Regions from separate parts of the Homo sapiens genome. Here region 2 is linked to region 1. Evidence: read pairs that join two places in POLR2A ChIA-PET (ENCODE). Cell type or tissue: MCF 10A. All regions are shown on one strand. Links, peaks and the distances in the headings refer to the core of each region. The heading gives the core; the rest is flanking DNA. Region 1 has its middle 74 kb from the start of DSP. Region 2 overlaps DSP (desmoplakin).

The links. ChIA-PET counts read pairs that join two places held together with the same protein. Peaks named below come from ENCODE experiments on the same cell type or tissue, not always from the same donor. Only the 100,000 strongest peaks of a DNase experiment are listed, where the experiment ranks them.
Region 2: POLR2A ChIA-PET joins it to region 1 with 10 read pairs; 10 of 35 experiments call an interaction of 5 or more read pairs at or near these places.

Annotation. Positions count from the first base shown.
Region 1 is chr6:7,465,428-7,470,806 of GRCh38, forward strand. No RefSeq gene overlaps it. Among named protein-coding and RNA genes, the nearest start is that of DSP, 74 kb to the right of the region's middle. In MCF 10A, for the core only: no CTCF peak of the experiment used is centred there; DNase peaks (open chromatin) are centred at 3,214 and 4,474.
Region 2 is chr6:7,547,881-7,553,259 of GRCh38, forward strand. The region is part of intron 1 of DSP (desmoplakin); the gene reads left to right. Among named protein-coding and RNA genes, the nearest start is that of DSP-AS1, 7.5 kb to the left of the region's middle. In MCF 10A, for the core only: no CTCF peak of the experiment used is centred there; a DNase peak (open chromatin) is centred at 2,681.

The sequences.
Region 1 (5,379 bases), core at 315-5,314:
CCAGTCTGGGCAACATGGCGAAACCCTGTCTCTCTAAAAAACACAAAAATTAGCTGGACGTGGTGGTGCGCATCTGTAGTCCCAGCTACTTTGAGACGATTGCTTGGGACTGGGAGGCTGAGGCTGCAGTGAGCCATGTTCATTCCACTGCACTCCAGTCTGGGCAACAGAGTGAGACCCTGCCTCAAAAAAAAAAAAAAAGATAAAATACATAAATTAATAAAAGGGGTAGGGATGGAATTTGCTTTCCACTAGACTACCAGAAAATAAAAAGTCTGACTATTCTAAGTGTTGGTAAAGATGTGGAGAGATAGGAGATAGCTACTCTCCCTACTGCTGGTGGAAGTGTGAGTTGGTAGATGTTGGAAGAGCAAATTAATTGGACCTTAAAAGGTCCAGAATTTTCAGGAACACTGAGAACTCCAGGGAGGATGGCATCTAGTTAAGTTAAAGATATACCTACTTTGTGTCCCAACAATTCCACTCCTAGGTAAGAAGCCTGGGGACATGGGCACAGGGAGACATTTACAAGTATGTTTGTGAACACCTTATTTGAAAGAGTGAAAAATTTAAGCAATAACTAACTTATCCATTAGAGCATGGCTATTAATTATGTGGAGTGCAATCAGAGATAATACTGTCTCCGTAGTTTGTATAGGCTTTTAAACAAGTATGACTTTCTTACCTCTATACAGTGCTGTGATGTGCTAACATTAGCATGGTTTGCAAATTAGACTCCAAAGAATAAGAAATTTAAATGCCCTTGAATGGGAGAATGAACAAGTAAATCATTTTTCTTCATACAATGCATTACTATTCAGCAAATAAAAATGAATGAACTTGGCGGGGCACGGTGGCTCACACCTGTAACCCCAGCACTTTGGGGAGCCGAGGCAGGTGGATCACTTGAGGTCAGGAGTTCGAGATCAGCCTGGCAAACATGGTGAAACCCCATCTCTACTAAAAATACAAAAATTAGCCAGGCATGGTAGCGGGTGCCTGTAATCTCAGCTACTTGGGAGGCTGGGGCAGGAGAATCGCTTGAACCCGGGAGGCAGAGGTTGCAGTGAGCAGAGATTGCGCCACTGCACTCCAGCCTGGGTGACAGAGCGAGACTCCCTCTCAAAAAAAAAAAAAAAAAATGAACTAGAGTTACATGTATCAACATGGATACATCTCACTAACATAACATTGAGTGAAAAAAATCAAGTTTGCAAGTGGATGCATACAGTGTGATACTGTTTCTGCAAAGTCATGCAAAACAATAACACATTTTTATTATATAACGAAGCGATAGCATAAAATATGCATGGGAATGATAAATAGCAAAGTCAAGATGATAGTTAGCTCTGCAAAGAGGAAGAGAAAGAGGATTGGGAGGGACACCCAGAGAATATTAACAATACCCATACAGGTTTGTTTCTTTTAAACAAAATCAATGTTTGATAAAGCTGGCACAGACATATTTGCAATATTAGCTGCACTTTTCAGTACAGGTGAAATATTTCCCAATACTAAAGAACGAAGTGAAGTTTTATGTAGTGGGGCTGTAGGAGTTTGTGCAGAGAATGAAAATGTGCGGTACAGATGAAACCAGAGCCCCCTCAGCCACCGCCTGTTCCACCCACTTTGGGATGGAACATGATGGATGAGTTCACAGCCCTGTCTCCGTGGTCCTCACCATGCAGACTCATCTCAGGAGGTGCTGGTGGGCAGTAAGATGCTGCTGGATGCAAACGTTGTCCTTATCCTAGGGGCTGCACAGTTGGTATCTGTGCCAGAGGGGCGCAACCGAGGCTCATCCTTTGGTAATGGTCTCCTGTTCTGGGCCTTGAGGTCTTCAGTCAGGGGAGGCTCCTGTTTTACCATCTACCCTCTTATTTAGAAAGTGTGCCTCCGAGCCTCAACTGCCTTTTAGTTTATCGGGTGACAGGCTGGAAGACTTAAAAAAATGAGAGTGCTTTGATGACTCTGGCATTCCTTGGGCATTGAGAAGCTGGTTATCAGTGTTGCCATGACGACTGCGGGGCCCATAAATAAAACGGTGGAGGCGAAAGGTCATGTTGGACACTAACAATAGTGTAAAGCCTCTTAGATGCCTGGACTATGTACTTGAGACACATTGGATGGTTGTTTTGAAAGGTAATTTTTCTTTTTGCTCCCAAATGACCTCCTATTAATTTTGTTCTTTTTTCAGTCTATTGCATTGGAATGTTGCTTAGCAAACAATTATACCTGGTACTACTCTTCAAGGAGCATGTCTATTAATTGTGTGGAGTGCAATCAGAGATAATACTGTCTCCCAAGCTAGTACAGGCTTTTAAACAAACATGATTTTCTTACCTCTACACAGTGCTGTGATATGCTAACATTAGCGTGGTTTGCAAGACTCAAAAGAGTCAGAAGGATTAAACTTGGAATAATTTAAGGTGCAGAATAATCTCCCAGAAAGCTGAAAGTGAGGGAAGGAACTGTGAGGTTCCAGATGTCGTTTATTAAGAGGAGTATGGTCTACAGGTGGTTTCCTAGGTCCAGCTCCTTGCCACTCAAAGTATGGTCCGTGGACTAGCAGCAGTCTCAGAGAGATTCTTCAACATCCGGAACCTCAGGCCCCACCCAGACCTATTGGATGAAGTGCTGCAGCTTAATAAGATCCCAGGTGACTTTTATGCACATTGAAGTCTGGGAAACAGAGTCTTACAACGTGAGTCAATGGCCTTCCAAAAGGGTGCTGGCACTGTAAGAAATAAAACCTGAGAGATCAGATACTCCTGGGAGAGTTAGGGAGGAAAAGCTTTGCTAAAAGCTGCTGGAAGTAGTGGGTGTCTATTTGTGGATCATATTTTGTACTGAATTGTTATGTTTCCCCTACTTACTGAAAACATGAGCTGAATTCCAGAAAGTAACAGGAAGAAGGATGAGGATGGAAGAGTTAAAAAATAACACAGAAGTCCTGAGTTCTTGCAGGAGCATCCCCTTGCAAGATACTCATCATGACCTTGGGCCCCATTGCGCCACAGTTTTCTCCACTTTGACAAGCCCAGATCACTTCCTAGGGCCTGCAGGATTCCTACATTAGTGCTTCTCAAGGGCTCCGAAAGCCTGGGATGAACGTCATGGCGCATGCGTGAAGCTTATCAGGGTCGCGCTATGAGTTCCAGGCTGGCTCCTAATTCCGCAGCCTCCTCGCAGCTGGGGAGCAGTGTGCCCACTTTTATCTCAGCTCCTGGCTTCTACAGAGGACGAGATGGGGAGGGCGTAGGGCGAGGAAGGAGGAGATAAAGCGGTTTGGTGCATGGATGAGTCAGAGCCCGGGCACTCCCACCCATGGCTGAAAAGAGCATGAGTTTCCCACGTCCCTGTTCTGCTGTGAGAGGGGACCGCGTATCCACGTCCCCCAGCTGCACTGTGGGAGGGTTAATTGCAGAAAGACATTATTAAACAGCAGATTGGCTGTCACACGTGTCAACACGTAGCGATGGAGGTGAGTAAATGACTATGACTCAAAGTAATTTTTAGAAACAAGCACAAAATAAAATGTCTGTGAATGGGACTATTACAGAATCTCCTTGAGGAAGTGGTTGCAAATGTGCAGCTCCCAGAGCAAAACCTATCACAGGCTCACTATAACCTCAAACTCCTGTGCTCAAGTGATCTTCCCACCTCAGCCTCCAGAGTAGCTGGGACCACAGGTGCATGCCACCATGCCCAGCTAATTTTTTCTTTTTTCTTTTTTTTTTTTTTTTTTTGAGACGAAATCTCACTCTTGTCCCCCAGGCTGGAGTGCAGTGGTGCGATCTCGGCTCACTGCAACCTCTGCCTCCCGGGTTCAAGCGATTCCCCTGCCTCAGCCTCCCGAGTAGCTGGGATTACAGGTGGGTACTACCACACCTGGCTAATTGTATTTTAAGTAGAGACGGGGTTTCACCATGTTGGCCAGGCTGGTCTCGAACTCCTGACCTCAGGTAATCAGCCCGCCTCGGCCTCCCAAAGTGCTAGGGTTACAGGCGTGAGCCACCGCGCCAAGCTAATTTTTTAAATATTTTGTAGAGACAAGGTCTTGCTGTGTTGCCCAGGCTGGTCTGTAACTCCTGGGCTCAAGTAATCCTCCTGCCTTCTCCTCCCAAAGTGCTGGGATTACAGGCATGAGCCACCACTCCTGGTATCCTGCCTCTTTTTGATTTTTTTTTTTTTTTTTTTGCATTCTAAAAATAGCATCTTTTCTAAGATTATAGAATTAGTATTCTACATCACAAATATTTAAAATATGAAAAGTTATGAAGAAAATCAAATCACTCCTAATCCCTCCACCAAGAGGTAATCACTGTTAACACTCGTAGTTTATTTCCCTTTAGTATTCTTAGTCGAATCACTTTTTTCTCCAAAAACTATATAGCAAATAAACCAAAAGCAGTTTTCCCATTTGTAATCCATATCCATCTGGCATAAGGCCATGTAAGCTTGGTTTGGAGCTTGTCCCAATAGCCCTGCCAGCCCGAGTTTCCCATCCCTGCCTTGTGGTCTATTTCTCCATCCACCCTGACCCAAATGCCACTCTCACAGAACTCTAGATTTGAGTTTGCCTTCATTTCTGTTTGACCCCTCAGATCTTGGGAATGTAAATTGTAAAGGCAAAACTTCATGAGACTTTTTTTTTCTCTGAACCCGATATATCAAAAAACAAGTGAGACTTTGTTAAAATCTACATTCCTTACTGTTTCTGATGCTTTGGAAATTAATCCAGGTTTACTCTGCCTTTTTTTTGAGATGGAGTTTCACTCTTGTTGCCCAGGCTGGAGTGCAATGGCATGATCTTGGCTCACCGTGACCTCCACCTCCTGGGTTCAAGTGGTTCTCCTGCCTCAGCCTCCTGAGTAGCTGGGATTACAGGCATGCACCACCATGCCCAGCTAATTTTGTATTTTTAGCAGAGACAGGGTTTCTCCATGCGGATCAGACTGGTCTTGAACTCCCGACCTCAGGTGATCCGCCTGCCTCGGCTTCCCAAAGTTGCTGGGATTACAGGTGTGAGCCACCGCGCCTGGCCTACTCTGCCTTTTTCAATGCAGGTATTTCAAAGGATATGAGAAACTCAAGGGAAGGCATCTATATTTGTAACTCCAGTACATGGCCCATAGTAAGTTCTCAATAATTCATGTTCACTGGTCACTTAAATAACACAGAACTATTGCTTCCTGTCTGGGTGAATATAATCAATGGTTAAGATTAATAAGGGCAACAGTAATGAATGCGCTCGGTGGTTCAGGATCCTTTACTAGCCAGAATCACTGGTCTTTAACCCCTACACATTTCTGTTCCCCTAGTTGGGTCTCACCTTTTTAACTGCTAGCATTCTCCTCCTGCAGCCATGGACTCAAT
Region 2 (5,379 bases), core at 173-5,172, 82 kb after region 1:
CCTTTTCCTCTTTCTCTTTTTTTTCTTATCACCCCGCCTCCATTTTGCTGCAGGACATCCTTAAAGTTATGGACTGGGGCAAAGACAAAACACAAAAACGAAATTTCTGCCGGGCGCGGTGGCTCACGCCTGTAATCCAGCACTTTGGGAGGCCGAGGTGGGCGGATCACAAGGTCAGGAGTTCCAGCCCAGCCTAGCCAATATGGTGAAACCCCGTCTCTACTAAAAATACAAAAATTAGCTGGGCGTGGTGGCGGGCTCCTGTAGTCGCAACTGCTCAGGAGGCTGAGGCAGAAGAATCGCTTGAACCCGGGAGGCAGAGGTTGCAGCGAGCTGAGATCATGCCACTGCACTCCAGCCTGGGCAACAGAGCGAGACTCCGTGAAAAAAAAAAAGAAAGAAAGAAATTTCAGAACCATAACAACAGCAGCAGCCTCCGCAAGTAAGAGCTATCACTAAGTGAGGTCTCCGCCTCTGCAGTGCCCCTCTGAGCCTCACCTCAGCCCCAGGAGGGGGGTGTTCTACCTGTCACAGAGGCAGAAGCTCCAGGCACTGCCAGTGGATGTCACTTTAAGTTGCTCAAGGTCACAGGCTGTATAACTGGAAGTGGCTGAGCTGGGCGTGGACTCCAACTGTGCCCTACTTCAAAGTCCTTCTGAAGTTAATGATATGTGATCAGTTTTCCACTATCCCACAAACACAATCTGCCAAACACACAGTGTGAAAATCGAGAAAACCGCCTGGAAAAGAAGCAGAACTTTTATTAGAGTACTGTTTCTGTAGCTGCTGGGCGAAGACAAAATGCAGGATCAAAGGAGGCTGTCTTTCTAAAATCTATAGAGACAAAAAATCCACCATGTTTGCTCACTGCTGGAGTGGGAATGGGGAGGGGAGAGCTGTGCTCTCTGGTTGAGCTTTTGAAATCAGGGTAATGAGATGAGCCATAATACCCTCAGATGGGTCTTTTGTTTGCCTTTGTTTTTCTTCCACTTTACTAAGCCAAACAAACATTCATTAAGTACCTTCTGTGTGCCGAACCTTATTTATGTTGTTAGGTTAAGTGTTTGTAGGAGTCCAAGATGACTAAGACATGGGACTTTGCTCTCCAGGAGCAGGTAGCCAGGTGTGTTTAAACTAATGCAAGAGAGGAGAGGATGCAGAGGTGTGATATGGAAAACTCCTTGCAGAAGGCTGTAACTTTTGAAGTTCTGAACTTTTGAAGGATGGCTAACACAGCATTTCAGCTGATGTATATAGAGAGTGTTTAATGAATTTTTTTTTTTTTTGAGACGGAGTTTTGCTCTTGTTGCCCAGGCTGGAGGGCAATGGCGCGATCTCGGCTCACTGCAACCTCCACCTCCCAGGTTCAAGCGATTCTCCTGCTTCAGCCTCCTGAGTAGCTGGGATTACAGGCATGCGCCACCACGCCAGGCTAATTTTGTATTTTTAGTAGAGACGGGGTTTCTCCATGTTGGTCAGGCTGGTCTGGAACTCCCGACCTCAGGTGATCCTCCCGCCTCAGCCTCCTGAAGTGTTGGGATTACAGGCGTGAGCCACCGTACCCGGCTAGTGAATCTTAGAGGTAAAGTATCATCCTTAAATGAAGTATTAAAAATATATTTTTCTTTTTATGAAAGATCCTTTCAAGAAACTCAAACAAAATAGTATATGTGAAAAATGCTTTGAAAATTATAAAGAGCTAAGCAAATAGGCCTCACGGTCAATATTAAAGCATTATATAACTATCATAATTCCTAACACACATTTCCTGAGTTTTTCCTAGGTAATTATTCTGTGAACCTGAAAACAGAGAGACATATGAGTCTTTCTGGCATATGTACAAGAGCCTGTGTTGACTGAATGAACAAAAGAAGAGGAGAGAGAGGAAGGGAGAGATGGAAAGAGGAAGGAAGGAAAGGAGTCCAGTTAGAGAGAAAATATATAAACAAAAAGAAAGGCAAAGTTAGGGGGCATGGTCCAAGTGTCTAATGAGCAACATAGTTATTATAAAAGTATTTTTATAAAACAAAGAGAGTAACTCTTCATTTAAAAACTTTGTTTTTGCCTATAATGTCCCTCTTTGAAATATTTGTCTTGTTTTTTTGTGTTTTTTCTTTATCTTTTTGAAAGTATGAACTTTTTTTCCTTTATCTTTCTGAATATTTTTATTTTTTTAAGACAAGGTCTTGTTCTTTCGCCCAGGTTGGAGTGCAGTGGTGCAATCTCGGCTCACTGCAGCCTCTGCCTCCCAGGTTCAACCATCTCATCTCAGCCTCCCATCTCAGCCTCCCGAGTAGCTGGGACTTACAGGCGTGTGCCTTCATGCCCAGCTGTTTTGTTTTTGTTTTTTTTTCTGTAGAGATGGGGTTTCGCCATGTTGCCCAGGCTGATCTTAAACTCCTGGGTTCAAGCAATCCGGCGGCCTCTGCCTCCCAAAGTGCTGGGATTACAGGCATGAGCCACGGCACCCAACCTTGTCTTGTATTTTTAAAAATAATATTTTTGGCAACACATGTAAAGCTAATGCCTTAGGACAGCTAGTTTTGGAGTCCTATTTTTAAAGAAAAATGTTTTTTTAAAGGTAGTAAAATAAAACCTTGAAATCTTGGTAATATTGTTCACATATTCATGTGGTCCGTCTTTGGATTAGAATCCAGAACTTGTTTTCTTTTTAACCACCGATGAAGGGCTCTCTATGCAAATATTTGGAATCCTTACTTGTTTAAACAAGTTTTAGGATGAACTTAAAAAAAAAGTATGTGCAGGTAGGTTCTTTGTAATATGACTCATTTATCTCTCAGAAGAGTTAAAAACTTTTAAGGATGAGTTATTTTTTTCAAGGGCACCTATTAATTTTGGTTTGGAAGTCAATATTCTTTTGATAAATTTGACCCAAATGAGTTGTTTTCTTTTTCTTTTTTTTTTTTTAAAAAAGCACATGACATCTGCCATCTTCTGTGCCACTGAAATGGGATTTAAAAATCGAACTTCATGGCTTGTTAATTTAATTCCTAACATGATTTGAAAATCTTTCAACCCCTAACACCCATATGTAGCAGTATTAAAAATTTCTTTGAGGGTAGGGATTTAAAAAAATGTGTATACGCTTGTAAGTACATCATTTTAAAATTATTTCTTTATCCATTATAGAATTTTGCATTTTCCCAAACTGCACTATATGAATTAAATTTAATTCAATTAGCATGAATAAATTTATTTACCATGAACTTAACATAGACATTTGTATTATTTTCAGTAAGGAAGAATGAGTTTGGTCATTTCCTAAAATTGAGTTACAGAATGAATGAGGTGAAGAAATCTTACATACCATTTAGCCCAACAGATGGAGATAGAAATTTCTGAGATTAAAAAAAAATCTAAAATTGTGTAGTCAATAACATATATATATATAATCTGACTTAGAAAGGTTTGAATTACAGCTTTTAAAAAAATGCATGTTTCCTGGCTGGGAGTGGTGCCTCCCATCTGTAATCCCAGCACTTTGGGAGGCCAAGGCGGGTGGATCCCTTGAGGTCAGGAGTTTGAGACCAGGCTGGCCAAAATTTGGTGAAACCCTGTCTCTACTAAAAATACAAAAATTAGCTTTGCGTGGTGGCAGTGTGCCTGTAATCCCAGCTACTTGGGAGGCTGAGGCAGAAGAATCACTTGAACCCAGGATGTGGAGGTTGCAATGAGCTGAGATTGTGCCACTGCACTCCAGCCTGGGCGACAGAGTGAGACTCCTTCTCAAAAAAAAAAAACAGGCATGTTTCCTGAAGCAAGCTCTCCTGGCTCTCGTGCTGAAGAATCCAGTGCTACACATACAGCTGGTGTATGTCTGACATCAGACTGACCCGATGGGTCGAAATCATTTCCGCTGAACTTCCTCCCTGATTAAGTACAGCGAGTTCTGTGTGGATTCTTCATTGGGCTAAGACAAGCAAACTGACCTGGCAAGGTGGATTCCCTATACCTTAGTTGGCCTGAGTCTCCCTCTATCTTGTTTTGATGGACCGAGCCATTCACAAGGTATATACCTAGTTCCTTTTCTCGCCTCGGTCTGTTTCCAAAGGGAATTCTTGGCCACACCTAAGACTGAAGTTGGATTCTTACAGATGAAAGATAGAAGTAGACCTTGTTTTAAGGATCAGACGCGGTCTTGAAAAGTTGTGTATATGATGAAATTTCGTTAATCAGATCACACTTCCCAATAGACAAATAATGATATCAAAGATTCTTTATTTCATTGTTCCAACACTTAAGCTTTTTATTTTTTCAACCCTTCAAAGGATTAGATTTCTGTGCATTCCCCATTCCTATACAGTTGTTAATTTATTTACTAAGATGCTGTGCAAAACATGTAAGTTTTTTAGTGGATATCAGGAACATATGAGACAGGGCGCGGTGGCTCACGCCTGTAATCCTAACACTTTGGGAGGCCGAGGTGGGCAGATCATTTGAGGTCAGGAGTTTGAGACCAGCCTGACCAACATGGTGAAACCCCATCTCTATTAAAAATACAAAAAAAAAAAAATAGCTGGGCGTGGTGGTGCATGCCTGTAGTCCCAGCTACTCCAGAGGCTGAGGCAGGAGAATCACTTGAACCCAGGAAGTGGAGGTTGCAGTGAGCCGAGATCATGCCACTGCACTCCAGCCTGGGTGACAGAGCAAGACTCCATCTCGGAAAAAAAAAAAAAAAAAGAACATATGGAAATGGAAATCCTTTAGAAAAGCACGAAGAATTTATTTGGTATTATTAGCAGCATATAAAGTTACCTGTTGTTTTTTTTTTTTTTTAAGTTCAAATATGGGTAGGCAAGGGAAGGCAGGCAAGGTGTCTTCTCTTTATAGGATGTCAACTGATCTCTAGAGAAATAGGAATGTCTTCTAAAACTAGGGGGAGGGAATTAAAAAACAGAGCAAACCCACCAATGTTTTAAGCCAATGTTTGGTTGCCTTACCTCCTTTATCCTGGATGTAATTCGTTTCTAACTGTGGTATAACTAATCAGTCTAGTTCTTGGGTAAAAAGAAGTTGGCAAGTTTTATATTTTGTGGTCAAATGAATTTGATCTCATAAATTCACTTTTAAAAATGTGTATGTACACTTCGGTGCGTTCATTCACAATTGTGTTTGTCCTCCCTGTCTCTGTTTTTTAATACATTTTAATTCTAGAATAGTTTTAGATTTGCAGAAAAGTTACAAAATAGTACAAAGTTTGTGTATACCCTCACCCAGTTTCCCATGCCTCCATCATTTTATTTTTTTTTAACAGCGGGGTTTTATGCTGTGTTGCCCAGGCTAGTCTTGAACTCCTGAGCTCAAGCAATCCTTTTGCCTTGGCCTCCCAAAGTGCGGGGATTACAGGCGTGCCCCACC